Linked DNA regions of Mus musculus: region 1 is linked to region 2. Evidence: chromatin loops called from intact Hi-C (ENCODE). Cell type or tissue: heart. All regions are shown on one strand.

What was found. Peaks named below come from ENCODE experiments on the same cell type or tissue, not always from the same donor. Only the 100,000 strongest peaks of a DNase experiment are listed, where the experiment ranks them.
Region 1: a loop joins it to region 2, with 2.5 times the contacts of the local background. A loop is called at or near these places in 6 of 42 quality-filtered maps.

What each region holds. Positions count from the first base shown.
Region 1 is chr12:16,013,379-16,015,878 of GRCm38, reverse strand. Gm36235 (a long non-coding RNA gene) reads left to right here and starts at 353. Exons shown (of 8, transcript XR_872507.1): 1 at 353-476. In heart, a CTCF peak has its summit at 1,416 (motif pointing right); no DNase peak of the experiment used is centred here; H3K27ac peaks cover 1,326 bases.
Region 2 is chr12:16,184,132-16,186,631 of GRCm38, reverse strand. No RefSeq gene overlaps it. Among named protein-coding and RNA genes, the nearest start is that of Gm48606, 47 kb to the left of the region's middle. In heart, no CTCF peak of the experiment used is centred here; DNase peaks (open chromatin) are centred at 321 and 1,031; H3K4me3 peaks cover 1,244 bases; H3K27ac peaks cover 2,060 bases.

The DNA.
Region 1 (2,500 bases), 170 kb after region 2:
GCTGTCCAGGGCTGCAGTCTGTCTTTACCTTGAACTGCACTAAGATTAGAGTTTCTTGTAAATGGTGACTTAATTATTCATCAGAGTCTTTTTACAAGGTTGGGCTGCTTCCCCTATGGGTAGGGAGTGGCTGGAGCTGCAGTTTAGGGCAGGAGCTAGAGTATTCCATTGTTCCTGTTCAGAGTTCAATCCCTTATCTCTGAAGGAGAGTGCAGACTGGCTCCTAAATTTCTGGTGACTCTACTCCTGTACACACGCACGCACGCACGCACGCACGCACGCACGCACGCACGCACGCACGCACGCACGCACGCACGCACGCACGCACGCACGCACGCACGCACGCACGCACGCACGCACACACACACACACACACACACACACACACATACACACGTACGCAGACACAAGTGAGAGTGCGCTCCTAACTCCTAGAACCCTTATGCTGACACCTGTGTATGCTGGAAACAGATCAGGTAAAGTTGAATGACATTGGTGGAGAGACATCAGAAAATGAGGCTCTGATGATTAAGGGGAACAGATGCAGCCAGCAAAACAGTGGAAGAGCAACAGGTAAAGGTTCTAGTTGGAAAGAAATGCAAGGGGATTGATTGCAAATCTGAAAAGTGTGTAGGTTATAACAAATGCAGGTTGGCTTGCTGTAGGATCAGGGTAGGTGTGTTTCCTGTGAGGCTCTGTTTTAGAGGGTCTTGCGAGGTTATAAATTTCTTCTTTACTCTCTCATTCAGAGCTACCTTCTTTGTGGGATACCAAGAAAAGGTTGTGGGTGGAGCAGGATGGAAGTGGGGGTTGGGTGGAGGGGATAACTTCAGCTGCTATAGATCTCAAATGATCAGGACCAACTCTCCTTCCCTGGCACGTAATGACAGGTTTCCCTTCTGTTTGTCAGGAATCATGGGTGTTTCAACCTACCTCATTTTTAAGATCTACTGTTGGTTCTGGCTCCTAAGAAGCTACCCTATAAAGAAGAAAGTAGGGGGGATGGGGAGAGGGAAGGAAGGCCCCAGGAGTGAGGGCAGGAAACACATCCTGGCTTGAAATGTAAAAGACACAAGTTCTGTTTGCAACTCTAGAACTGACAGAGATCTTTTTTGTTGCTGCTTTAATAGGGGTCCCAAGTAGGCCAGGCTGGCCTCAGACTCTTACTACATAGTGTGAATATTCTGCCCCCAACAACCAAGTGCTGGTATTAGTATCCCAACTACACCAGGTATTAAATATTTTGAACAAATTTAAACTTTACTATGATTTGTCTTTCTGTTTTTAAATAATGTGAGGAGTGTCTGCCTGCCTTCCTTTCTTATTATATCTTATTTATTTACTTATTTATTTATTTATTTATTTATTTATATGTAAATGGGTGTGCAAGCTTGTTGTCTAACCCCTTAGGAGGCCAGAAGGGGGAGTCAGCGTCCCTGAAATAGGAGTTACAGGCACTCTGAGCTTGTGTGCAACTCCTGGGAATTGAACCCATGTCCTCTGAGAAAGCAGCCAGTGTTTTTAAGCACAGAACTTTCTGCTCCAGCCCCTGCTTTGGAATTTGATTTTTGTCTTTACATTTGATCTTAACCCAAAGGGCTAGAAGAAGTGCTTTCTTGTCTGCTAGTGGCTTTGGGGATAAAATGAGGTAACACACTGCGATAAAACAGATAGGTGAAGGTCCGTCTGAGTCAGTTCCTGATTATGTAGTCAATAATGGCTCTCACAATCGCATCATGCCCTAGGTGTTTGCGCTGAAGTGTTGGTTGGAGCAGTCTGTGTCTCAGTATCCATTACACTGACCTCTACTGACCTTTGGCAGAGCTCCTGGGACACCCTCTGTTTGGTCTGTGCTCCCCTGCCTTGCTCAGCCCTCAACATCCCTCTTGCCTGACTGTAGCTATCTGTGTAACTTTCTGTCCTTCCACCGACTTGCTCTAATGAGAAGTCCTCTTCCTCCTGTGCTTTTCCCAGTGCTTCCCTCATGCTGAAGTCTTCCCTGAGGTCTTCAGTACAGTCAGGGCTAAATCCATGTTCCCAATCTTCTACTACCCCTATCCTTCAACCTCAATGACACTTTAGTCCTTCTCTTGTTCCTCTCTACAGCAATCCTGGCTGGCCTGAAATCATGTAGTCTTTGGGGTCAGTGCAGGCACATTCTCAGCTCCCTGTTCCCATTAATCAGCCAGGAAAACCTCCCTAAGAATGATTGTGGAGATCTCTTTCTCTCAGAAACTTGTTTTTCTCCTGCAGAGAATCCCCATGTGGTGCTGCTGTATCTGTTGTGTTTTATATGGTTAGAAGAGCTTGGCATGGTGGGCGGGGCTCCTTGGTGGGCCCATGCTGAGGCATCCCTTCCCCCGAGGTACCAGCCATACAAGGGGCATAGTGTAGAATACAGTTTACTTAAGACATGGAAAAGGGGGTTGAGAAGGGGGGGGGAGGAGGAGGAGGCCAGCCAGAAGTGATTGGAGAAAGAGGGAAAGTGGAAAAGGGAGAG
Region 2 (2,500 bases):
TGCTTATATGGAGATCTTGTGGGATGGAGCTCCAGATCCCTAATGCCACAAAATAACCAAATCGACTACATTTTAAGTCAAGTTTTCTTCTTCCAGGGTGCCATGCCCACAGAAATGTTCTGTGGGGTTGTGGTACTGGGTACATGTGAGAGACAATGAGGTCTGGGTCTGCTCGCTTCCAGCTTCTTTTCACTGCCCACTGACTTTAAGCAGTTTGTCTAACTCCCCCTTTTGTGCAGAGCTTGGTGTGGTGTGAAGCTCCGGAAGAGGTTTCTTCTTCCATGGCCAATCCCGTTCTTTCCTTAGAATGGTATTTAGGGTCAGCTGACAGTCCCTATGTGTGTCTCATCTTGTCACTCCCCCGTGAGAGGGCAGCTGCACTTTCCGCTGACCATCTAGCCTATACAATAGAGACAGCCTGATGTAGAAAAACAGACCAAGGGGAAAAAGTCAGAAAAGAAACTGCCTGGCATTTCTTTATAGCTTAACTCATCCGGCGCCCACAATAATGAAATGCGTCTCCTCCTCTCGTGGGCTTCGCAGCTCTGATCCGGAACTCCCAGGTGCCCAAGTGAGGGGAAGAGCTATGAAAATTCAAGCGGAGTGACATTTTCCAAGGAGAATTGGATTAGTAGAGGGGAAAAGGCTGCCAAGATGAAAACCTTTCAGGATGGGGAACGATAAAGTGCAACGGCAACATCATACCTTCAACATGATTCTCTTCACAGTGAAGGGATGTGACCTTTGTGTGAAGGAAACCTGGGCTCCACCACAGACATTTCGCTAATGCTAATGTTCCCTTCCCCAGCTGCAAAATCCATCTGCGCCCTTCAAATACTTCTCTTCTCCTTCCTGCTCTGGTTATTTTTCCGGGCACGCTTCTTAAACTGCCAGAACTTAATATGATTTTACAACCTGCAGCCAAACTTTGGAAGCTTGAAGAATAGCTGACAGGCAGGCGCAAGTGCGAACTGACCTCCTTCACACACACATGGCTGTCAAGATAAGGGAACCCAGGGCTCTGCTGGTGTTGGGGGAAAACGGCTTAGCCTCATCTGAACTCACTTCCTGCTGGAGGGGCCGCTTGGTTGGTTGGGTTCCAGAGATAGCGTCTCACTGCGCTGCTCGGGTTGTCGTGGAACTCAGATTCAAGTTGCCTCGTCCTTCTGAGTGCGGGGCTTACAGGTCTCACTGGTTGGCTAAAACAGTTATATGGGGCATAATCCTGAGGGTGAGTAACTCGGGGTCTACAGAATATGTTCTGTAGGAATCCTCTTGAAACAAAGGAGTTATTCCTGTGTTTTTTTTCAGTCTTTTCCACTCTTTATAATCTATAGGAGTATCATTTTCTCTTCTACAGATGAGAAAGAGGAGTCCAAAACCTTTTATGTATCTGGATCTTGGGGACAGTAATCACAAAAGCAGAATTTGTACTTAGGTTTATTTTCACTGCAGTGGCCAGAATAGCTAGACACCGAGCCTCGGACACACAGTAAGGATTTTATATGCTTAATCCACCTCATGGTTGGTGCTTCCATTGTTGAACCTTTCCTAAAGTTCAAAGCCTGGGGCTGGAGAAGTTTTGTTACTTGCTCATGAATAGCAGTCCTGGGATTTTTTGTTTATCTCTCTGGCCTGAATCCACTAAGTGGCTACCGATGACCTTGAACTTCTGATCCTCCTGTTTGAACCTTCTAAGTGCTAGGATTGCATGCCTGGTTTGTGTGCTGCTGGCAACAGAACCAAGGGCTTGGGGCAGCAAGCATTCTACCAAGTGAGTCAAATCCCCAGTCCAAGTATGGGACTTTGTGATGAAGAAAACATACAAATCTAATAAGAGTTAAATGTCCTTACTGTTACCCATCATCTGAGTGCTGTGAGATCGCATCCCCAGTAACATGTTTGACCTTCAGAGTTGCATAATAAGACTGAAATCATGATGGTGAAGAAGGCAAGGAACAATCCTAAGAATGCTCTGAGCTTGAGCCAATTATTTTGTCAATAGACCATAGGAGGTTGCAGCTCACGATGTTTCCCAGTTATGAAAAGATACACATTCAAGATGAGTGAAGTTTTCAAACTATGGTTGTCACTCCCAACACACCTCCCTGAGCCTCAGGGAGTGAGCACAGGGACTCTTCTGAAAAGACCAATGACAGTTCTGAGGGGAACATACGTATATCACAAGTTTGAATTCAGCACACAGGTGGATATTTGCTGAATACCACACAGCAAGCATGGAGTTCCTCGCCCCAGAGATATCACAGCCACTTATGATCCATAATCTTCTCCCAGCTTTCAGATACAGAAACTGAAGCGCCATGAGATCGGCTCAGTGAAGCAAGAGAGTGGGAGCCTGATTTCCAATTCTTATTCTTTATGACAACTATATATTTATTATTCTTCTCGTTGTCAGGACCACTTTTCCTTTGTGTGTTTTTTTCCTTTTCTCTCTAATGTCTGTAGAATTGGGAATGCGGATTTATCAATGAGGACAGGG